3 separate regions of the Homo sapiens genome follow, and regions 1 and 2 are each linked to region 3. A link is an interaction called in ENCODE POLR2A ChIA-PET data of the cell type or tissue named here. Cell type or tissue: CD4-positive, alpha-beta T cell. All regions are shown on one strand. Each heading gives the region's core, and the rest is flanking DNA. Links, peaks and the distances in the headings are about the cores only.

Region 1 (8,417 bases), core at 1,243-6,242, 390 kb before region 3:
TGGTGGGATTACAGGCGTGAGCCACCGTGCCAGGCCTGCAAGAAGTTTAACAGCTCAAACTCAAACCAAGAGTGTTAGTGTTTTAATATTTCTGCTTCTTGTCCGTTAATTCTTACCTCCTGCATCTCAGAATACTTCTAAGGTTTCTAAGATTGACACTTTTTGTGAGAGATTTGGTACTCCTGAACACTTTTGGCTTAGACTACTCAGTTTCAAAAATTGTTTTCATAAGCTCATCAGATGGCTTTAAACTTGGTGTGGTGGTAGTGGGATGAAAGTGCCACAAACAGACTCACTCCTTGTAAAACTTTCCTTTCTTCTAATTATTTTGTTACTTTAAGCTTTCTAAATTGTCTGTGTTACCTAGAAATTTCTTTTCATAGCAAAATAGTTACATAAAATAAAATTTAGAGAATTTATAGTTTAACAAATGTTCATAACTAATCATGATAAAGATGGATCAGTTAAAGTTTACAAATTACTTTTAAGATGCACATTGCGAAGTGGTGGTGTTATGGGTATGAATTTCTTAGCTTTTCAGGATGTCATCCTTTTAGCCCTGTAGCTAAAACTCAAGAGGCTACATGTTCAACCATAAAACATTAGCCTCTGCCAACATTACATCAGCTCCACAAAACCTCACTGGCTAATTATCCCTTGGGACTAGGACATGGATTTGGCAGCTTGTGAAAGCTGCTTTTTCCAATTTCTCCCTTACTGGCTGTGACATATCCCAAAGGAATGAAGTTGAGAAATAATCATCTTTCGAAAGCTCTCAACCTCTCATTCCCACAGTGGTTCTCATGGTTAGGGATAGATGATCCTTTCTTCCACTTGAGGAATCCCTTTAGCTTATGATGTATTCTTTCAGTAGTAACCAAGGTACCCTGAGTGGAAGGATGATGGCAAGGATCCTCATTAGGTATGTTTCTAGGTGATTGTCTATAAGGAATTTAATGCTTCTGTTAGGATCTTCTTTATATTACCAAAATTGAAGAAGCTGGAAGACCAGCATTGGGACCCATGTGTGGTTATCATCTGTGTCCATTGACATTTGCTGTAAGAATTAGTATTGCTCATTTAACATCTCCTTTTGATGAGCACCTGTAAAACAACTTTTTTGAGGACACTCTTGGATAGCAAAAAGAACTGTATGATCTTAATCTCTTTTAGCCTCAGTTTATTTATCCTAAAATAAAGATATGGTACTTGGCCTTATTTTCCTCACAAGGGACCGTAAGGATGGAAGGAGATGACACATATGAACTAATTTCATAGTGACCTACTAGTCACCCTATATAGTGGGCCCATTCTAGGCCTCATCTCACCTGTTCTATGTTCCCTCCTCGTTCTGTACTACTCAGGATTTTTCACATAATCTTGGTTCACCTAAGCATAAAATAAATATATTGGAAAAGTATTGGATAGTGCACAGCCTTAAAAGGAAGGCTGGATAACACAGTTCAGAAAATGAGCAGAAACTGAGTGAGGCAAGACATAGTAAAGACCATGTAATGGGATCAGTTGGCTGAGGACTCTCTCTAGCACTGCTTGCTGGACCTTCTCTGCCACTGCTGCTGGCCTGGTCTCCCATGAACATCTGTTACTACTGGCACTGCCACCAGTAGGCACTTGCCACAGTGCCATGAATAATTTCTGATTATATTTTCCACCTTTGTGTTATTCTTTCAATATTCAAAGATCTACATAGGAGGATCTGATTGACTTGGGTTATATATTTGTGAACTAGATGCCAGGGAACAGAGAGAGGGAATTTCTGTTACTGTCAGTTCCTGTAGTGGGAAAAGGTGACTGCCTTTCCCCGTCTTAGAATTTCCTCCAAATAGGAAAGGTATTCACATGTGATACGTGTATATGTATCTATATCCCTGACCTGTTTACTGAGTTCTAGATTCAGTTAATCCACTAATTCTTCCCACCTGGACATCTAAATGACTAGTGTGCACTTAAAACTGATATCGCCATTCTCAGTGACTACTCCCAACCTGCATTCCCTAATTTATAGTGCCAGTTGCCCTAGCCAGAAAATTAGGAGTCAGTCTCAATTCCTCCTTTCTTGTTGTACTTGTCATATCTATTTGACTTGTGAGTTCTCTAGATTTTACCTCTACCTTGACTTCTTATATTTTGTCTCTCTGCCCTATATCATATTGTCAGCATTTTTCTCTGTGGTTTCAGGGGACTTGTTATTGGGCTCCCTGGCTATAGTTCAACTCTCCTCCAATCTGTCCATTCAGCTGCCAAGATACTTTCGCTAACTACCAATTCTAATCATTTTCTTTCTCCTGCTCAGAATTCTTCCATTTCTTGTGGGGTAAAACTTAAGCTATTTTATTTGTCTGGTCTCTGACTATGTGGTTATCTCATATCACTTCCAAACTCACAGTCCCCAGCAGTACTGACCAGCTTTTGGTTCCCAGAACACTTCGTGCTTTTTTTAAAAAAAGCACATATATTCCTTTGCATATAACCGTTAGTCTTTCTGCTTGCCAGCCTTCTGGCCTCACTTCAAGGGCTGTCTCTTCTGAGATGTGTGCTGTCTTTGATTCCCCCAGAAACTTCGGTGCCCCTTCTGCTGTGCTCTCCTTATGTTTACTGCATACCACCAAAGACTGATTGTTTGCTGCATTTTCATTCCTAGCAGGTCTCATTGTTAGAAGTATGGCCCCTTTAAAGCAGGGGTGGTATCCAATTTCTGTATTGCCAGTTCCTAACACATAGCAGGTACATAATAATTTTTATTTAATGATTCAGTGAAAGCACTTTGAGAAGTAAAGCACTGTACACATGATATTTTCATCACTGGCATTTTCTTGTAAGCATTTAGGACCTTTTGAACTCTAAAATTCTGTTTTGTATTAATCTGTTTCTGGAGAACATTTCGGGTTTTATTTCAATCAATTATTTATCTGCAGGTGGCCAGAGGTTCAAGAACCCTACCAGCCCCTCACATGAGCTTGCCTTCTTTGTGATCAGCCTTATATATTCCTTCACCGAGAAGTTGCTTAAATGTACTTTCCTTTAGTTTTCCCGGCCTCTCACCTAATGTACATTTTAATCCTGAATCATGATTTGCTTAATGTGTGACACCATTCCTTACCCCCAGCCACTAATTCAATCACTTTACTTTAGTTGTCCTAGTTATTGTAAATTATACAGTGGCTGGGACCTTACACTGTATTGGTACTCCAGAGACTATCTAGAGAATCTGGAGACATATCTGTCAATTTGACTGGATTGCTGGTTCTGCAATTCTTTTTCTCTCATCCCACAGCTCTCATTTGGGTTCTGTACTCCCACTGGGGGCCTTGGCAGAGCAAACAGTATTAACTTCACTTTTTTTTTTTTTTTAAAGTACTTGGCTGCTGTTTCTTGATTTACTGCAGTGGGAAGAATACGTTTTGATTTTTTTTTTTTTTCTTGTTCCTCCCTCTGAGGGAGCCTGCGTCATTGAGAAATGTTTAACCTCATGGCCTTGCACTGGGGCTGGAAATTTGCCTAAGGGAACTTGAAGTTGGCAGTATTTTTTCTCAAATTCCTCCTTATGAGGAGGGGGATTTCAGCAAGACCTGCCCAAACAGGAAGATGTTGGGAAATTTTTAGTAGCAAAGCTGTTGCCATTAGATTACTGAAAGTATTTGAAGAGTTTTCTGGAGATAAACTTAGGTATTTTGAATTTCCACTAGGAGAAAGCAGTAGCTTCTATCAGGTATAAACAAAAATTCAGGCCGAGAAACTTAGCTTTTCAGTTGTGTGGTATGTTGTTATCAGAAAACTTTGACCAGCTGGATGAGAAAGAGAAGCTCACCAGAAAGTTTAGAAACTCTCACTTAGGGAAAATAGCCTTAGGCTGAGGCAAACCTCTTTCGGCTATGGGGAGAATTTGGCTTTTTATCAATCCTGGATTATCCTAAGAGTAGGTCATAACAGGGATATTTTTGACAAATCTTTCTTTCAAATACTTAATGATATTGGCATTATATTCTGTGTACAAAATACTTAGTTGACACAAACAAGATATTTGCCCAGTAAGAGTTAGAATGGATGATCTTTTGTGCCCAAAAGTGATTTCCCTAATAGGGGAAGGTGTGAACCAGGAAATATTTAGAATGTGACCACCTCTGCTTATTTTAATCTTTGTATCACAGATGAGGAAAAGTTGTATAGTTGTTTGCCAGTATGAAATGATAAGCTGAGCAGGCACTGGACCCTGGCAAAGGAAGAATTGTATAGTTAAACAATTTGTGGCAGCTTTGTGACTTCCTCGAAAATTGGAAATAATTACTCAGTACTAAATACAAATACAAGCATTCCTGCCCACTCTAAAAGATACTGTCTACCATCTTTTCTTTCTGTGCAATGTATTTTCTGCTGTTAGCATGGATGTTTGAGGGTTGAGCTGTTGATACCAGCACCTTGTTAAAAGCTACCGTGAACACAAAGCATATGATAATCTTAGAAACCAAGTTCTTTTTTTTTTTTTTTTGGTAGAGGCAGAGTCTCGCTATGTTGCCCAGGCTGGTCCTGAGCTCAAGTGATTCTCCTGTTTTGGCCTCCAAAATTGTTGGGATTACAGGTGTGAGCCACCATGCCCAGCCAGAAGCCAGACTCTTACTTTGCAAAAAAAAAAGTACCCTCAAACCACAGTTACAATGGAAAGAACATATTACTAACATTCTTCCACCTTAAAGAAACTTCCAATTGAGAGACAACCTCAACTGTGAGGCCAAAGATTTCAGTATGAACAGAATACATTATATCCATAGAAAGTGGTAATGAGTCTAAATGAATCCTTTTTTTTTTTTTTTTTTTTTTTTTTTGAGAGACGGAGTCTGTCTCTGTTGCCCAGGCCGGAGTGCACTGGCATGATCTCAGCTCACTGCAACCTCTGCTTCCCGAGTTCAAACAATTCTCCTGCCTCAGCCTCCTGAGTAGCTGAAATTACAGGCATGCACCACCACGCCCAGCTAGTTTTTTTGTACTTTTAATAGACGTGGGGTTTCACCATGTCGGTCAGGCTGGTCTTGAACTCCTGACCTCAAATGATCTGCCCGCCTCGGCCTCCCAAAGTGCTGGAATTACAGGCATGAGCCACTGTGCCCAGCACGTAAATAAATCTTATTGGGAATAGACAAACACATTTTTTCACATCCTATCAGCATCTGTGATTTATTTGAATTTTTGTTGTTTACTTAATCAAATTGGGGACGAATCTAATTGTCTTCAATTGCTGCTAGGAGAAACTTATGTTTCCCTAGAAGCCACTGTGCTAATCTTAGTAACAGCACCTGTGCCCAGGTACTGTTCTACGTACTTTATATATAAATCAACTCCTTTTTTTTTTTTTTTTTTTTTTTTTTTGAGGTGGAGTCTTGCTCTCTCTTGCTCTGTTTCCCAGGCTGGAGTGCAGTGGCTTGATCTCGGCTCACTGCAACCTCTGCCTCCCGGGTTCAAGCAATTCTCATTCCTCAGCCTTCCTGGTAGCTGGGACTACAGGTGTGTGTCACCATGCCTGGATAATTTTTGTATTTTTAGTAGAGACGGGGTTTCGCCATGTTGGTCAGGCTGGTCTCTAATTCCTGACCTCGTGATCCACCCACCTTGGCCTAAGGTGCTGGGATTACAAGCGTGAGCAACTGCATCTGGCCTAAATCAACTTCTTTAGTCCTTGAAATAACCCAGTGGTTCTTAATCTAGGACAATTTTTTTTTTTCTTTCAGAGAGGGCCTTGCTCTGTCACACAGGTGGGAGTGCAGTGGCACCGTCATAGCTCACTGCAGCCTTGACAGGCTCAAGTGATCCCCCCACCTCAGCCTCTCTAATAGCTAGGACTGCAGGCACCCTTCTAATTTTTTGTATTCTTTTTAGAGACAGGATTTTGCCATGTTACCCAGGCTGGTCTCGAACTCCTGGGCTTAAGTGAGCCCTGGCGCCCAGCTGGGAAGTTTGTTTGTTTCTTTTTTTTTTCTTTTTGACATAGGGTCTCACTCTGTCACCCAGGCTGGAGTGCAGTGGTGCAATCACTGCTCACTGCAGCCTCGAACTCTCAGGCTCAAGTAATTATCCTGCCTCAGCCTCTGAAGTAGCTGGGACTGCAGATGCATGCCACCACGCCTGGCTAATTTTTTGTATTTTTTGTAGAGATGGGGTTTTGCCTTGTTGCCCAGGTTGGTCTCAAATTCCTGCACTGAAGTGATCCACTTGCCTGGTCTCCCAAATTGCTGGTTTTACACGTTTGAACCACCATGCCTGGCCAAAGGAGAAGTTTCTAAGATTGTAGTATGCTTCTCTTGGGGCATAGCAGCTTTTAACAAGGTGCCATTGGAGACCGTAATGTATCCTAGTCAGAATTCACCAACCATAATAAGCAGAATCAGCATTTCTTATATGTGGTCATTGAAGAATTAAAATAATGGTGTATTCAGCAATATTTCATTGACATATTTTATAGAGCACTTTTTGTGTGTCACATGTGCTTGCTGGTAGCTAGTACACTCGGTTAGCTGTTTGCTAATAGTATTATGCTACTATATTTTTAAACTCTCCTTAAACAGTGAAAATGGTGATAAATGGGGGTCATTAGTTTTAGAGACATGGTATATAGAAAAACAGTAGTTGATAAATGCAGCAGTCAGAATGAGCTAGTTGAATAAAGTCATGATTCATCACCCCCCCATTTAGAGAATTATTATTTGCCTAAGATTCTTAACAAGTAGGTTGGAATAAGTCCCTGAACATCCAACCTCGTTGGGCACTGAAGAAGCCACATCTCCTTCAAATGCCAGTGAGACGTAGATTGTAAGATATTGGGGATAAATACCACAGTTTCTTAATAGTAAAGAGCTGGGTGTTCAGTTCCCATTAATATGTAAATATTGCATAAAACTGAGTTATGCTGGGAAGTATAAGTGTGCATCTGTGCACAATCTTATTTTCTAGACTACTTGGCAAATTACCTTACTGCAGAGATCATTTTTGTGGGGAAGTTCACTACAGTGGGAAGCAGATCACATTCAAGAAGGGATTATATTTTATATACTATATTTTATCAAAGAATTGGTGTCATAATGCACTTTATTTATTTTTTTTTGAGATAAGAGTCTCGCTCTGTCGCCCAGGCTGGAGTGGCTGGAGTGCAGTGGCACAATCTCGGCTCACTGCAAGCTCCGCCTCCCGGGTTCACACCATTCTCCTGCCTCAGCCTCCCAAGTAGCTGGGACTATAGGCGCCCGCTACCATGCCCGGCTGATTTTTTTGTATTTTTAGTAGAGACAGGGTTTCACCGTGTTAGCCAGGATGGTCTCGATCTTCTGACCTGTTGATCCACCTGCCTTGGCCTCCCAAAGTGCCTGGATTACAGGTGTGAGCCACCGCGCCTGGCCAATGCACTTTAATAATATAATCTATGTTATATCTACTTTTTCTTTATAATTGTCTTAGTTCATTTTGTGCTGCTGCAACAGAATACCTGACACTGGGTAATTTATTAAGAACAGAAATTTATCTCTCATAGTTCTAGAGGCTGAGAAGTCCTAAGATCAAGGAACCAGCAGGTTTGGTTGTCTTGTGAGGGCTGCATCCTCTGCAGGGGAAGAAGAACGCTGTGTCCTCATATGGCATAAGGCAGAAGGGCAAGCCACCCGAAAGCTGTGTGAAGCCTCTTTAATAAGGGCTTTAATCCCATTCATGAGGGAGGTTCCCTCATAGCCTAATCATCTTTTAAAGGCCTCACCTCCTAATACTATCACGTTGACAACTCCTGAATTTTGGAGGGGACATATTCAAACCATGGCATTACTTATTGAACAGTAAGATTAGCTACCATGTATTGACTACTTCTCTTGTATCGGGCACTTTAAGTAGTTATGTCATTTAACTCCAATAGCAATTCTTTAAGATAAGTAAAATTTTACTTTGCAAGAAACTGGAACCTAGCTGATAAATGCTGAAGTTAGAGTTTAAACCCTTGACCTCAAAACACCTGACTATTAAGCCATGTAGTCTCTTGATTAGATACAGTATGAGAGAGGATGGATAAGACTCATAGATAATTTTTTAACTTCATTTTGACATAAATGTCGATCCCTACAGTCTAGATGTTATCGTTAGCAGGGGCTAATTTTGAGTTTGAGGTCTTTCCATTTCCCTTTGCCTGAAAGTTGGCAATGATGATAAATTACTAAGAATTCAGTAATTTGTGAGCATCTGTTGAAAGACAGTGGACTAGATGCTGTGAGTATCTGATAATGTTTATTGAGTATCCATTGCATAGAGCTCTGTTTTATTTTGTGGCCAAAAAAAGTAAACAACATGGCTAATCCTTTTCCTCAAAGAGCTTAGCATTCGGTTGGGGATAGATATAGTCATTATGCTACAAAATAAGAGGAAACTTTATC
Region 2 (8,417 bases), core at 1,380-6,379, 200 kb before region 3:
TTGAAAAAAAAAACGAAAAGGTCAAGTTAGTGCTGCTGCTGTTCCAAAAAAGGTCACGAGGTCAGAGTTGAAAGTTCTAAGTTCAGATTGAATCCGACCCTCCTCCCAGAAGGTCACCAGGTAGTAAAGGAGCAGGGCTGCCCATCCTATGGGGATCTTCCACCGTTGGGACTCCCCATAAGCTAGAAGAATAGTTTGGGGGCCCCCACAATGAAGCGCCAGCAAGATCGGCCCCGCTGCTGCCACCAGCGCTGCTGCTCCACTGCCCGAGCCCAGTGGACCCACCAAAAAGATTCAGAGCAGGTCCCACGGGATCTGACTGGTTCTGGCCGGTCTCCAGCGACTGCCACCCCGCAGCTGGCGCACTTGGGGTTGCTGCAGGTGTAGGGGGCTGAGCTTGTGCCAGAAAGCGGCTGACTTCATCATCAGTGGCAAACTCAGCAAGGATGGTAGTGTTTCCCAACACACACCTGGAAGAAGGGAGGGAAAGAGAGCTATGGATCTCAGGAAAATCCTAAAGCATACGGAGGGAGCGACTGCAGTCCTTGACATTCAATGTGCAGTCCTTTGACTAGAAGCTGCCATATCCATGAACGCTTTTTAGAATGCAAAGTCCAAGCTCCACCCAAGACCTCTGGGTCCAGAACTTGTATTTCAACCAGACCGCCAGGTAATTAAGAAGTAATGATGTAAACCAACAAGGCATCACCAAAACTCAGGATAACCAAGGACTACTAGAGAATACTATATTCTGATATTTCTTGGTGTATGGAATTTATATATTCTAGACAACTTAGCTATCAAGAAAAACGTGTGTGTCTGTGGGGGGCTAAGAGGGATGACTGAACTGGCAGAGGACTCTGATACTGTAATGGTAGATACCCGTCATTATACATTTGTCCAAAACCATATACTGTACAAGGCCGAGTGAACTCTAATGTAAACTACAGACTTTTGGTGATAAGGAGGGGTTCAGCAATCTTGACAAATGCACCACTCTGGTGGAGGATGTTGATAATAGTGGAGGCTATTCATGTGTGGCAGCAGGAGATATGACAGAAATCTTTGTATCTTCCTCTCGATTTGGCTGTGATCCTAAAACTGCTCTAAAACAAAATAAATAAAGCCTTAGATAAAAAGGAAAGAAAAATATGGTCTCTTTCTTTCCCCATGTGAGTTATGAGGCAAGAGACCATACCCAAAGCATCGAAGCAACCTGGCTTCAGTCCCCGGAAGTGCTGCTCTTTCTCAGGGGCTCCTCGCTGCCTGAGCCCCCTCATCCCTGGCTTGCAGTGTGTCTGGCTTTCTGTCATGGCATCTGCAGCCAAGGGCAGTCAGGTCTTCTCCGTCCACCAGTTTGACAGTGGCAGGGAAGGGGATGGGCAAAGTCTGATCTAGCGCCACCTAATTTAAGCAAAGACCCTGCTACCCCCCAAGACCACAATATTTCATCATCTGCAAAGAGGCTGGAGTAAGCAGCTAGATTCTATTATGAAAAACAATGGCAATTCTATTAGCTGTGTGTTTTTTTTCTTTTTTGAGATGGAATCTTGCTCTGTCACCAGGCTGGAGGGCAGTGGCATGATCTCAGCTCACTGCAACCTCTGCTTCCCAGGTTCAAGCGATTCCCCTGCCTCAACCTTCCCAGTAGCTGGGACTACAGGCATGCGCCCCCACGCCTGGCTGATTTTTTGTGTTTTAGTAGAGACAGGGTTTTACCATGTTGGCCAAGATGGTCTCCATCTCCTGACCTTGTGATCTGCCCGCCTTGGCCTCCCAAAGTGCTGGGATTACAGGCATGGGCCACTGTGCCCGGCCCTAGCTTTATGTTACTTAGAATTTACTCACTACTTCACAAATTATTTACGTTTGGAATTCTGACGACTGGCCTCTGATATATACAGGACAATCCAAGCTTTGGTGGAAAAGACCCGGCACCTCCACACTCTCCACACTCGAGACTTGCAGATGCACGTGTGACGGTGCCATTCTTCGTATATGTTCTGGTGCATCTTTAATTCAGCAGCTGCCAGAATACTCACGGGTGCATCTTCATGCATGTTTGTCTACGTGGGTGTAGGACCGAATACTCACATGTGCAGTGCAGTTTGGGCCTTGGCCGCCTCCTGTTTGGTGCTGTATCGGATCAGGGCAGTGCCCTGGGTTAGATTCAGATGGAATGTCAGCAGTGGGCCATGCTGCATGCAGATCGTTCTCAAGGTTGACCCATCAATCTAAGGAGTAATGACATTCATGAGATAAAGACTGGAGGTGGGGTGGAAAAGGTACATTTTAAGATATTCAAAGCACTGGCTGAGACCTAGTGTGCCCATTTTGCAAATAGTTTCCATAAATGCAGCTCAAAACAAAAGCATATGATTCAGCCTATGGTCTGTTTTAAGAGATAAACAGGTGGGAGTGTTAACTTGTAGAGTCAAAAAAGGACAAAAATGAGATGGTATCCATGTAAGAATGTAAGTTAACATTCTTAGCATCACTGCTCATGTATTCCTCTGTAAAGAGAAAGACACAGACAAGAAAAGCACTACTAAACATCTGATTATTTAAAATGCTGATGGCTGACCTGGTTCATAGCCTATTCTAACACTGTCTTACCCCTACTTTGCCCATCTCAAGGTGAGACTATTTCTGCCTACTTCTCTATGTCCTGTGCTGACATCAGGCATTTTGACCAAAGGCTGTACCCCTCACCCCAGTTAGACTTTCACCACTTAAGATCTTCAGCGATTAGGGACAATTTTCCTAACCTATGAGTTGGATGAACAAACTTATTCACTCTGATTAACTTATTTTGCATCAAGATCTTTTTACTTATTTAGTTTTGAGACAGAGCCTTGCTCTGTTGCCCAGGCTGGAGTGCAGTGGCACAATCTCGACTCACTGCAACCTCCACCTCCCAGGTTCAAGCGATTCTCCTGCCTCAGCATCCTGAGTAGGTGGAATTACAGGCGCACACCACAACTCCCGGCTAATTTTTGTATTTTTAATAGAGACAGGGTTTCACCATGTTGGCCAGGATGGTCTTGATCTCCTGACCTTGTGATCCACTCGCCTCAGCCTCCCAAAGTGCTGGGATTACAGGCATGAGCCACCGCGCCTGTCCCATCAAGATCTTAAATAGGTATTTAAGATCAGTCCACCATTTCAGTTCATTTCTTTGGAAGATAAACAGATTACTATTGAATAGATTAAAAAGCTGTACTACTGGTGGCAGTGGTAGACACCCTGCAGGATGAAAACAGGCAGTTTCTCTGTAGTTCTTTGCAGAAAATGATCACAGAAATGCTCTTAGCATTGTTTTATAAGTAACAATAGATTACACAAGCATGTCAGCATATGCCACAACAGACTTTTTAGGATAGATGCTCTCTAGATAAATTTTAGGTGATGAAAGAAACATTATCCAGATAAAGTAGTCCCCTTTTATCTGAGGGGAACACCTTCCAAGGCCCCCCAGTGGAGGCCTGAAACCACCAATAGTACCGAACTCTAAGTATACTATGTTTTTCCTATACATACATACCTAAGACAAAGTTTAATTTACAAATTAGGCACAGTAAGAGACTAAAATAGAAAAGTTGCCAGGTGCGGTGGCTCACGCCTGTAATCCCAGCACTTTGGAAGACTGAGGTGGGCAGATCACGAGGTCAGGAGATCAAGACCATCCTGGCTAACATGGTGAAACCCATCTCTACTAAAAACACAAAAAAATTAGCCAGGCATTGTGGCTGGCGCCTGTAGTCCCAGCTACTTGGAGGCTGAGACATGAGAACCGCATTAACCCGGGAGGCGGAGCTTGCAGTGAGCGGAGATCGCGCCACTGCACACTCCAGTCTGAGCGACAGAACAAGACTCTGTCTCAAAAAAAAAAAAAAAAAAAGAAAAGAAAAGTTATAACAACATACTGTAAGTTATGTGAATGTGGTCTTTCTCTAAAAACATCTTAATATTTTTTGACTATGGTTTGACCAAGGGTAAGAAATCATGGGTAAGGGGGTGACAATTGTATCAAGATTTGCTTTTTTTTTTTTAAATTCAGAGATGGGGGGGGTCTCACTCTTCTGTCACCCAGGCTGGAGAGCAGGTGACTTGCTCTTATAACCTTTTAAGCTATGATAGAGATTAGTCTGCTTTTAGGAAGCTTTCATTTTAAAATTAGTTCTAACCCAAACACGGCCACCCCCATATTCATTTTATATGGATGTATGTGTATAATTAACATTTTTTTCTTTGAAACAGCGTCTCGCTCTGTTACCCAGGCTGGAGTGCAGTGGTGCGATCTCAGCTCACTGCAGCCTTCACCCCCGGGTTCAAGCGATTCTCCTGCCTCAGCTTCCCGACTGAGGTGGGACTACAGACACCCACCACCATACCCGGCTAATTTTTGTCTTTTTAGTAGAGATGGGGTTTCGCCATGTTGGCCAGGCTGGTCTGGAACTCCTGACCTCAGGTGATCCACCTGCCTCAGCCTCCCAAAAGTGTTGGGATTACAGGCATGAGCCACCACATCTGGCCAGCATTTTTCATAAGATAGAACAAGTGAACAGCCGATTGGCCTGCCCAGGCTTCTTTCAAAACAGTGCATCTCTTACTGCTTCTCTCAATCTCATCATAACATAATCACATTGTGTGACAACTCTTAGAAAATAGGAGGTATACATAGTTTTGAGGATGGTCATACAAGATTCTTCATATTTCAGTCAACTATTTGCTAAAGAAATAACTTGGAACTTAAAAAAAAAATTTTTTTTTCTCTGAGATGAAGTCTCGCTCTGTCTCCCAGGCTGGAGTGCAGTGGCGCAATCTCGGCTCACTCCAAGCTCCGCCTCCCAGATTCATGCCATTCTCCCGCCACAGCCTCCCAAGTAGCTGGGACTACAGGTGCTCACCACCACACCCGGCTAATTTTTTGTATTTTTAGTAAAGATGGGGTTTCACCATGTTAGCCAGGATGGTCTCGATTGCCTGACCTTGTGATCTGCCCGCCTCGGCCTCCCAAAGTGCTGGGATTACAGGTGTGAGCCACCGTGCCCGGCCGTAACTTGGAACTTTGAGCTGAGTTGATTAGATACAGAGATTAAGAGCTGACCCACACTCTCCCTCATGTTAACTGTATTTAGGAAATTGTTTACCTCAATGTGCATCTTGAAATACGAGTCCTGTGATTTACTCCCTACAAATGGGCAAATGTATTTAGGAGATGTATTTCCCCACAGAGAATCATAATATGTGTTAGCGTATTAAAAGGCCTAAGAAGTCTCAAAGTGAAAAAATCTGCTTAGTTTTGTTTAACCAAGTATACATGTCAAACATATTAGGCCAGAGACCTAATCATATCTCATGACAACACTCTGGAAAATGTTGGCTTAATAAAGTGTGCATGAATCCATATATGAATTAAATGCCAGAGAATGCATTTTGTATGTCAAAAACAGGAGGCATAACAGACTCCTTTTAACAAGGTGTTGTAAAGGTTGTGATGGACTCAGTTTTGATGAGCCCATTTAACCTCGTTCAGGTGCTCAACATAATGCTTCTGCAAATACCTCAGTTATCTAGCAACCAAGGTGAAAGGCAGAGTGGCTTGGTGCAAATGAAGCTCCTCCAATAGAAAACCACCTAGCGGATATGGTCTGATGAGAGCAAATTATAGTAATGCCATCTACACGTGAAGAGGATAATAGACGGAGAGTTAAACACACCCATGTAGCTTTTTTTTATTTTTTCAGATGGAGTCTCGCTCTGTCGCCAGGCTGGAGTGCAGTGGTGCAATCTCAGCTCACTGCAACCTCTGCCTCCTAGGTTCAAGTGATTCTCCTGCCTCAGCCTCCCGAGTAGCTGGGACTACAGGCGTGTGCCACTACGCCCAGCTAATTTGTGTATTTTCAGTAAAGACGGGGTTTCACCATGTTGGCCAGGATGGTCTCGACCTCTTGACCTCGTGATCCATCCACCTTGGCCTCCCAAAGTGCTGGGATTACAGGCGTGAGCCACTGCGACTGGCCCCATGTAGCATTTATAAACTATGAAGTCAAATGATCTCTTCCACTGGAGAGATGGATGGTTAATTATTTACAGAGCACAAAAATGGTTAATATGTTTTAAGAGGGAGAAAATACTGAGGTTTTGTAACTAAATGATGCATGAGATCCATATTAAGAAACAAAGAACTTAGTTGAGAAGGGAAGACACTTTCAGGGATAGGAAGTATAGGTTCAGGTCTTCTTGGAGGATTAACACAGAAACAGGTAGCTTTTGGGTGTCCTTAAAATACTCCCTTTTCCACTAGGTTCCAGATACTAACATGCACATTTGTATAGCAAATCGTGTCTACTACACAGAAATCACCAGAAAATACCACCCTACTCTGTTTGTTTTTTTCTCTTTCTCTGCCCCGTAAGATCTGCAGAAACCCACTCTCTAGTGGGTTTTACCTAGTTTTATGAACTAGCTTATAAAACTAACTTTCACTTTTGTAAACTGTATGTGTTATCATCATCTTGAAGGCAGGCATGAAGCCTAGTGGCCAGCATCAACCCTTCTCCAGAAGTAGACTGTGAACCTTGGGTGGGGAGGGGACACCCACTCCTGTAGTCAAGACCTCTTTGCAGTGATCAGGAGATGAACTTTCATATCTGCCAGCCTCCCACATCTATTTCCCTCTCTCTCCTTTTTGAGAAAGGGTCTTGCACTATTGCCCAACCTGGAGTGCAATGCAATGCAATTCTGGGCTCAAGTGATCCTCCCACCTCAGCCTCCTGAGCAGCTGTGTGCCACCATGCCTGGCTAATTTTTAATTTTTTGTAGAAACAGGGTCTCATATTGCTTGGACTGATTTCAGACTCCTGGCTTCAAGCAATCCTCTCGCCTTGGCCTCCCAAGGTGCTGGGATTACAGGTGTGAGAAACCAACCCCCATCTTTACCTCTTTTTTTTTTGTTTTTTTTTTTGAGATGGAGTCTCACTCTGTCGCCCAGGCTGGAGTGCACTAGCGCAATCTTGGCTCACTGCAAGCTCCGCCTCCCGGGTTCACGCCGTTATCCTGCCTCAGCCTCCCGAGTAGCTGGGACTACAGGCGCCCGCCACCATGCTCAGCTAATTTTTTGTATTTTTAGTAGAGACGGGGTTTCACCATGTTAGCCAGGATGGTCTTGATCTCCTGACCTCGTGATGCACCCGCCTCGGCCTCCCAAAGTGCTTGGATTACAGGCATGAGCCACCATGCCCAACCTTTCCCTCTCTCTTAATACAATCAAGTCCTATCTAGAAAACTGCGAGAAAGCATAATTACCTGTGGGGTGAGATTGTGAAGAACCAGCCAGTAACTAGGACGAACTGAGCCACCATCACTCCAGGTAGAGGCTATGAGCAACCAGAAAAATGGTTAGGAAGAGAAATAAAACAAAAACAAGAAAAGCCATGAGGGAGAAAGATTTTCATGTAGCTCACATTTCTTCTCTGCTTTTATAAATTCTCTTTTCCACTGGACTCTGACCTTCTTTTTCTCTTCTACTGGTCCCTGACTCCTATGCACTTTTATGCCTGATTTGCAAGACAGTATTTTCCTCCCAGTGTTCTCACTCTGCCATTTTTACTCATTTTACTCCATCTGTCCCTTTGCCTTATACTGACTGCGACTTTCACTCACTCAAGAGGTACCTTTTCCTCTACCAGAAGAAAAAGCAGACAACCATGACTTCCTCTCTTGGGAAGACCTCTTTGTGTCTTCACCATCTGTGTTAACATAAGCCCCTTGTGGATGAACAATGGTGTTCCTTTAGGCAGATCCTCCTCACCCGAGGCGAGCCGTGAGTCCTGTGTCCCCCACCCCCTGACTGATCGGGGTGCTGTGCTGCTCCAGGGAGATGATGGTTTGGGGTTGGTCAGACCAGGAGGTGGGCGGGGCAGCGGTGTAGTGTTCCTGGAGGAAATATGGTTTTTCCACATCTTGTTGGAGAGATGAGTGGGGTTGTGTCCTATGGGATCTGGGGACCATGTTGATTTGTAATCAGGGAACTTTGCTGTAAGAAGAGAAAATTAAGGAAGGAATAAGGTTAGACGGTTCACTTTTGTTGACAAATACACATGAGTTTTATCTACATACACATAAATACATGCACATTTATATTCTAAAAAGTAATAGTACACATTTTAAGCACAGCAATACAAAATAACACTGTTCTTAGAGCATAACGAACATAAAATTTTCAGTGACTACTACTCTGAATTGATAGAATTATCATATGAATTAAAGATTTAATAAGATAACCAATTCTCTACTGCTTTCTTAGCTAAAAATGACTTGAAAAGGAGGACACATTCAAGGAGAAAGTCTTCCTAAAGATACCAGCTTCTGGGTAACAGTGAGAATGTGAACATTAGCAGAATAAAGTATTC
Region 3 (8,417 bases), core at 1,822-6,821:
GTGGCTTCAGTGTACAGAAGGCTGCTGCTTGACCTTGAATTATGCCGGCACAGCTTTTCCTAAGCAGGCATGGCTGAGGAAAGATTAGACTTCAGGGAAAACAGACTTTCTTCCTACAGGCCTTTTAGACATCAGAAAGTGGAACAATTACTCGCTGCATATAAGCTGCAAAGCAGCTGAATTTCAAATAGCACACATGCATTACAAAACCAGTGAAGTTTTTCCTTTAAATTGCTTGTGCTAGGTTTATATAGGTGATTCAAAAGGAAAATGAAAATTAAGAGGTTTCTGGCTATACAAGGAAGGAAGGAAGGACGGAAGGGAGGGAGGGAGGGAGGAGGGAAAGGAGGAAGGAAGACTGGCATAACCCTGGCTGACCTAGACTTACTGGTTAAGAACAATGTACTAAGAAACAAAAGCTAGGGAATGCTAGGGGAGGAAAACTTTTTTCCCTGCTCCTGATGCTTCCTTCCACATGGGACAATATCCAATTTTTCATATTCCTGGCCTTGTATCCCTGACTCAGGCTGTCAGGGGTGAAGTCACTTCTCTGATGAGTGTGTTTGGAAGAAGAAACCAGGCTTGCATAGTCCAGCCCTTTTCTCTCCCTTTTCCCTTGGGGACACCTGTTCTGCTCTGCTCCTTTCGTTGGCTAGGAGGCAGGCGAGAAGGCAGGTCTATCCCAGACTAGTGGTGGTGGGCGAATAAACCTGTTAAGTCCTGCAGTTCAGTATTAAAAATCTGCTTGCCCTTAGATTTAAGCCAGTTCTCCTATGGCAACTTTATGAATGATAAACGTGAAATTTTGATCTCCACCTGTCTGCCTTACTCCTTTGTGCTAAGTCTCTGTTGGTTCAGAACTTGAGCAGGGAAGAGAATATTACTTATTGGATACCCTTTGATCTCAACTTATATCTGACATGTATCCTCCTCAGAATTAAGTTCAGTTTTCCATATCAGCCTTGTCTTCCAAATTATTCCATTACCACAGCATTAATCACACACTTTTACTTCCTAAGCTTTTCACTAACCTCATTTCTAATTACTCTCAAAGCACCCTGTATTCTGCATTCACGCAGGCAAATCTTTCCATTCTCAGCACACAACATGCTAATCTCTCTCTATGTATATCCTAGTCCACACCCTACTGGAAAACCCTTCCCCTCATCACCAATCCACATCTCTACCCTTCTAATATCTATTCAGTATTTTTTTTTTTTTTTTGAGACAGGGTCTCACTCTGTCACCCAGGCTGAAGTGCAGTGGCATGATCACGGCTCAATGTAGCCTCAGCCTCACTGGGCTTCCCAAGTAGCTGGAACTACAGGTACACATCACCATGCCCAGCTAATTTTTGTATTTATGGTAGAGTTGGGATTTCACTATGTTGCCCAGGCTAGTCCTGAACTTGTGAGCTCAAGCAATCCACCTGCCTAGGCCTCCCAAAATGCTGGGATTTAGGTGTGAGCCACAGTTCCTGGCCTCCAGTCAATTTTTATTTCTAAAAATCTTTCCTGATTAAAACCATGTAATGTGCCCACTTACTAAATGTCATATTGATACCCATTTTTATCTTTGTCCTTTATTTCACTTGCTCTCATTTTTTGTTGTTTTGGAGCTGTCCTTAGTTTTCAATGTTTCTTGAACAAACCTTGATAACATTCTTGTTTGAAGGCATGGCTTATGGTTGTGTCTAGGGCAACTTTACTTTCCTTTTGACAAAACAGAAGGTAAGTAAGGTAGGCAATGCAGAAGTGTGCGGTTAACTAAGGGTTCCATGTAAGAAGTGACAAAGTCTAATGTATCAGTGCTAACAGAGTCACAAAAAAGTCAGGGCAAAGCCCACTTACATGAAAACTAGAGGGGTGAACAAGTCATGCCAAAGTGACAAGTCATGTCCCCTCATGAGATGATGAGACAACACACAAGTGTTTACGTATGCATGTATGTATGTATGTTATCTATGTATGTATTTAGAGACAGAGTCCTGCTCTGTTGCCCAGGTTGGAGTGCAGTGGTGCAATATCAGCTCACTGCAACCTCTGCCTCCCAGGTTCAAGCGATTCTCCTGCCTCAGCCTCCCAAGTAGCTGGGACTACAGGCACGTGCCACCACGCCTGGCTAATTTTTGTATTTTTAGTAGAGACAGGGTTTCACCATGTTGGCCAGGCTGGTCTGGAACTCCTGACCTCAAGTGATCCGCCCGCCTAGGCCTCCCAAAGTGCTGGGACTATAGGCGTGAGCCACCGTGTCCGACCGACACAAGTGTTTAATTTCTGTTTTTGCACATCACTTCAACTTGGAGCAGTCACCAGTCTGTGACCTGTGGTAGGTGGTGGATAGTCTTGACCTGGCACAGTGCTTGCTACACACATGACAGGACTCAGCAAATGTTAAGAACTAAATACAAGTAATGTCCTACAGTACCTGTGCAAGTTCTTCCAGGAAAATTGCCAAATATGTTAATATTTTCAAGAGCCCTCCAGGATCCAGCCCTTGCCTGTCTCTCCAGCCTCGTCTGCCTGGTCTCTGTTCCATTTGTTCCAGCCGTAATGAACATCTTACAGCTTTGCCAATATGGCAGACTGTTTCAGGTTTCCATGTTTTTGTTGCTATCACTCCCTCTGCCTTTCCCTCCTCTGGTGCCACAAGGGGAGACCCTACTTTCCAATCAAGGCTCAGCTTTTATGAACTATTTCCTGATCCATCTCTAGGCAGAAATAATGATTCCTTCCTCAGTGCCTCCAGTGGATCTTGTTTGAATTCTATTATGGGATCTGTAACACTTTATTGGATTTATTTACTCACATAGATTCCTCTATGTGATAAGGATTAGACTGTCAACCCCTTGATACCAGACGCTATATCTTGTTAATCTCTGTATTCAGTCTACTCAAAACTGTGTACCTGGCATTTAATATGTATTCAATAAATTTCTATGTAAGAATGACTGAATTAATCAATGACAGTGCTTTTTCTTTAAAATGCAATAGATATCAATTCAATAAACATTTACTGTGCCTCTATCACATGCCAGATGGTGCTGGGATACTGTGTTATGCTGGAATGAGCTGTGGCTTTGAAAATGTAGAACCGTTCTTCTTTGTCAGTTATTAGCTGTGTGGTCTTGGGCAAGTTATTTAACTTTCTAATCCTGATATTTTCATCCATAAAGCTGTGCAGGAAAAGGTGTTATAAAGACTAAATTAAACAATGTGTGTAGAACTCTTAGCAAGGTGTCTAAGAGCATTTTATCTTATTTCTCTATACTACTGAGGCTGAACTGGAGGTTCAAAAACCATAGGCCACACAGTATTTTGACCTTAGCAGTGGCTATGGTTATGGCTACTGTCTTCAGGTAAGTGGCTGTCTCTATAGAGACAAGGTGCATACACTAGGCACATAAGCCTAGCAAAGGGTTGGGGAGAAATTCATCATCAATTTATCATCCTACCCTGGACCCCTCATATTAGCTCATATTAGCAATCCTACCCTGGACCCCTCATATTAGCAAGTCCTATCATTTTTGCTTTCAAAATTTGTTTCTCAGATCCACCCACAATTCTTCATTTTCACTGCTGTCATCCTTTCTTGCTTGTGGGGGCCTCTTTTAGGCATTGAAAATAGGTTAGCTCCTTTCCAAGCAGTCTCAAAGGGTTTATATATTAGTAAAGGAGACAGATACAAATAAACAACTTTAATATAAAATATTGAATAATTTATTACTGTAATAACAACAGGTGCTCTTAGAATACAGATGAAAAAGAAATTCTGCCAAGGGAGTTTGGGAGAAGAAGATAACAGGAAAAATACAACAAGAAGAGTAGATAGTCACATTCTTCTCCCTGCTTCCAAGCTCTAAAAAGAGAAAAGCATCAACCAAGGCACAAAGCCACGAAAAAATACTATATATATATCTAGGGAAAAGAAAATGGTCCATTAAGGCTTACAGATAAGGATTCACTAAAAAAGCAACCAGAAATGTTGACTGGAATTAGGTTTGAAGGGATCTGTGGGACAACATCTGCAGCAACTGGATGCCATGAGGGCTGTTTAAGCAAAGGCATGACCTGAGTAAATCTATCATTCAGAAAGTGAACCCTGGCAGTAATGTGGACTACAGACCGCAGCAGGGAAAGGTGAGAGACAGAGACGCTAGGGGAACACTCACATAAAATTCACATAATCCTAATAACTAAGTTGTAGCTTTCTAGCATGAGGCACCAAATGTCAGTATCCATCTAAATACCAGTGCTTTTAAAAGGCACCTACCATATAGTAGGAAAGCAAGGGGCTGGTATGATGGTCACCTTAAAAATATCTTTCTGTAAGAACTTGGTAAAAGGGCAACAATGTTTTTGAAAAAGTACTTTTCTTCTTTTTAAGAAGACTATTGCCAATACATGGTAGATATATATTTTAAAAACTTACCTTTGACAGTACCTGGGGCAACACAAGCCCGTGAAGATGAGTCTAGGTTACATTCAGTGCAAAAAACCACAACCCTGAAAAGAGAAAAAAATCACTATGAACTGTATGCTCATAGCAAGATGCCACATGAAACAGTGGCACAGGCAGACTTGTGGAAATCCAGCTCCTCCTTTCACCAGCTATTGTTTCTAGGCCCGCAGCCCAACCCCTCAGAGCTCAGCTTCCTCAACCAACACTGGGAACAATAACAACACCTTCTTCATAGGGTTCTTTTGAAGTTTAAATGAAGTATGTGTAAAACTCTTAGTACAGGGCAGGATACCAAACACATGCTCAATAAAGGCAAGTGGTTATTAATATTAAGGCTTTGTACAATCAAGGGCATCACCCCCTACCCAGGTGTTTAGGTCAGACCCTGACATCCGTCATGAATTTCTCACCCAACCCCTCATATCAGCCCATCAGCAAGTCCTATCATTTCCTCTTTCAAAATCTGTTTCTCAGATCTACCCATAATTCTTCATTTTCACTGCTGTCCTTCTTGCTTGTTGGGGCCATTTCGCTGGTTCTCTGTTCCTACTCTTGCTCCTCCCCAATCCATTCCCCCATAATGGCTGGAACAGTCTCTTCAAAATCAATTCATAGCAAGTTGCTAGTAAATGCAGTAAATATTTTATTTATTCCATGATGGAATCTCTCTCTGAAATATATATTCATGTATTTGAATACAGAGATATAGGAATATATATTAAATGGCCAGCAACTTCATTTTACAATGAACAAACAAACGCAGAAGGAATGCTCCTCAAGGTTGGAGCTACCTATGTGTGTGTAGGTGCTCAAAGCAATGGCGAGCCCAGCAGAGGCTCATCTGGGACCAGCATCTACACCGCTGTCAGAAAGCTGGCACTATTTGGAAGTTGGCCCCTTAGTTTCACAGTCAACCCAATACTTCTGTCCAAGACAGCGTGCTCCATTCCCCACAGCTAGAGATTGTAAGTCAGGGCTTCAGCCCCACGTTAGAGCACAGTGCTGAGATGGTGCTGCAGGGAATCTGAAAGCACCTCACTGCCCTGCTATCTGTCGTCCCCTCTATTTGACTTACTTTATTTAATAGTGTTTGAATCAATACATCTCAGATGGAACTGTGATGAGAATTAGAAATATTTTGACTTGTCTCCCTATCTCCCTACTGTACACTGTATCACAGCAGTCTTTCTTGCTGAAGAGCAAATTTGACCTCTGGGTATCTCGCCACCTAAATTCAGTCAATAACTACCTTTAGGGTAAAATCCAAGGCCTCTCCAGACCCATTATCACTTCATGACTGCACAGTTTCCTTACTCACAACACACACATTAATGTCTGAGAGCCCTCTGCCTATTCCCTTCCCCTTTTCCTTTAGGTGTTATCTCCTAGAAATTTTCTGTATCCTCCCTGGTTGGACAAAGTGTTCCTCCTCCGAGATACACATTATATTGGTAATATCCACGGGTCCATTTTCTTCACTCAGCAGGAGCTCCTTGATAGCAAGGACCATGTCTGACACACCTTTGAATTTGGTATTGGGTAGAGTCCAATAAACATAAGCTGAACTGAATCCCAATGGGATCCCAGCAATTCAGTACTTGAATGTGGATGGGTCCCCTAATTAAATGCATTGGTAAAAATTGAAGTTAGCTGCAACCTCCAAGATGGGTCTGGCCCTTACAGAGAACTCGAGGCTACGTGGTTATGTCTGACCCTCAGCACTTCAGAGGACGACTGGATTCATTAATTTTTTGTCAACCGCAGAGACTATCAAGAGAATAACACTAATTTTTAGTTCCCTATTCTGATTAAAGTTTCCCGCTTAGGTTAAAACACAGCCTCTTCTCTGGATCTATCATTAGTCCAAATAGTGTGCCAACCCTGTAAAGTTGTTCATTACATGTCTCCTTAACAGACAAGGCTAGAAAGAGACCATGTCACTCAGTCCCTAGCCTGCTTGGCAGTGAGTCTCAGACACTGCCTGTATTCAGAAGGGAGGGGAAAAAAAGAATTAAGGTAGAGGACAGGTAGGCTAGGGAAACTGAGCAGTTTTCCAAGTACTCTTGAATCCAGGTTTTACAGAACAGCTGCATTACTTTCTCTGCCAGGCTGTGAACCTCTGTATCAGGTACACACGTATTCAAAATAAACATAAAAATTAATTATAAAATCAACATTTGAAATTATCTAGTTGAAGTTACCTACAGCACTATTTTCCTTCCAAGGTATAAATAGCGGCAAATTCCTCCACAACTGCTTTGAAATGCTCAGAACTACACGGTAATCCTACCATCTGATCAGGTACAGCTGCAGCAGTAAAACTGTGAACCACTCCAGTTTTCTCTCTTCTCTTTCAGAGCAGCCAAACTAGTCTTGGAATTCATAGAAGGGGTGGGAATGTTCAGTGGATCTTGGGTTAAATCAATCCCCAGGTCCTGCTAAACTGCAAGCCGGCTGCAAGAATTCCTCTAGGCCGGGCGTGGTGGCTCACTCCTATAATCCTAGCACTTCACTTTGAGAGGCCGAGGCAGGAGGATCAGTTAAGCTCAGGAGTTCGAGATCAGCCTGAGCAACACAGGAAGACCCTATCTCTACAAAAAAATGTAAAAAATTAACGGGGCATGGTGGCATGTGCCTGTAGTCTCAGCTACTAAAGAGGCTAAGGCAGGAGAATTGCTTGAGTCTGGGAGGTCAAGGCTGCAGTGAACCATGATTACACCACTGCACTCCAGCTTGGATGACACAGTAAGACCCAGTCTCAAAAAAATGAAAATAAAAATAAAGAATTCTTCCAAAGCCAAGTACCTAACTAAACTCACAGGATTTAATTAGAACTAAATCTTTCCTAGAGAATATGGCAAGTTGAAAGAAATACATATTCAACAAACTATATTTATTTTGCTGGTATCTTACTAGTATCACCTCTGAGTATGGCAGGGTTTTAATTTTCAAACTTGACTATTCAGCACAATTATTTTACATTTAAATTCTCATTTTAAAAATTCAAGCAGTATAGAGAGGCTCTTAACCAATGTCCCCTCTCCTTCCATTCCAGTCTTCCCAGGACTCACCACTCCTATCAGTTTGATATCCAGCATAATTCTTGGGATACAGATTATTAAGAATACACTATAAACTTTTAATTGAGTCGCAAATAACTCTGAAAACCCTGTCTGCCTACATTGTTGGCAACTGGCCTAACTTCAAGCAAGATGTCCAGAAGAGATGTCTTAAGTGAGGCAGCAGATGTGAGGGAGGAGCACAACACCAGCAAGGAGGCCTGGAAGGTCTTCCCAGGAAGCAAGGGGGGATGCCAGGAGACTTGGTGGCAGACAGGAGGGTACCACCCATCCAGCTCTGTGAGCAGGGCACCCAGCCCAAGCGGACAAGAAGATATCTAGTTAATTAAGTAACACAAATAATAATATCAAAAGTTTAAGGAGGCCACGTGTGGTGGCTTACACCTGTAATCCTGGCACTTTGGGAGGCAGAGGTGGGCAGATTGATTGAGCTCACGAGTTCAAGACTAGCCTGGGCAACCTGGTGAAACCCCATCTCTACAAAAAACACAAAAAAATTAGCCCAGCATTGTAGTATGCACCTGTAGTCCCACCTACTCAGGAGGCTGAGGTGGGAGGATGGCTTGAGCCTAGGAGGCAGGGGATGCGGTGAGCCTAGATCACACCACTGCACTCCAGTCTGGGCAACAGAGCCAGACCTTGTCTCAAAAGGAGCACAGGTGGAGGTAGATCTGCTAGAAACAGATGGTTTTATTTAGTCCCCATACACAAGAGATTTACCATCATTCCAAGACCTGGAAATACTATCTTTGCAGTTTTAGGCCACTCCCTACTTCACTTCAACGCTTTGGAAGTTCTGTAAAAATACTGTCTGTCCATTCCTAAAAACATCCTCTTTAACCTTAAAATCTGTTCTAGCTATTGCGCTCCTCCTCC

What was found. ChIA-PET counts read pairs that join two places held together with the same protein. Peaks named below come from ENCODE experiments on the same cell type or tissue, not always from the same donor. Only the 100,000 strongest peaks of a DNase experiment are listed, where the experiment ranks them.
Region 1: POLR2A ChIA-PET joins it to region 3 with 7 read pairs; 1 of 35 experiments calls an interaction of 5 or more read pairs at or near these places.
Region 2: POLR2A ChIA-PET joins it to region 3 with 6 read pairs; 3 of 35 experiments call an interaction of 5 or more read pairs at or near these places.

Annotation. Positions count from the first base shown.
Region 1 is chr22:40,504,938-40,513,354 of GRCh38, reverse strand. The region is part of intron 3 of MRTFA (myocardin related transcription factor A); the gene reads left to right. Among named protein-coding and RNA genes, the nearest start is that of MRTFA-AS1, 13 kb to the left of the region's middle. RefSeq lists an enhancer at 2,226-2,770. In CD4-positive, alpha-beta T cell, for the core only: no CTCF peak of the experiment used is centred there; a DNase peak (open chromatin) is centred at 3,504.
Region 2 is chr22:40,314,907-40,323,323 of GRCh38, reverse strand. It overlaps TNRC6B (trinucleotide repeat containing adaptor 6B), which reads right to left. Exons shown (of 23, transcript NM_001162501.2): 20 at 7,817-8,041; 21 at 7,312-7,382; 22 at 2,095-2,234; 23 at 1-470. The coding sequence ends at 83. Among named protein-coding and RNA genes, the nearest start is that of ADSL, 27 kb to the left of the region's middle. In CD4-positive, alpha-beta T cell, for the core only: no CTCF peak of the experiment used is centred there; a DNase peak (open chromatin) is centred at 3,823.
Region 3 is chr22:40,113,143-40,121,559 of GRCh38, reverse strand. It overlaps a transcript of TNRC6B not described here. Among named protein-coding and RNA genes, the nearest start is that of TNRC6B, 61 kb to the left of the region's middle. In CD4-positive, alpha-beta T cell, for the core only: no CTCF peak of the experiment used is centred there; a DNase peak (open chromatin) is centred at 4,589; H3K27ac peaks cover 3,566 bases.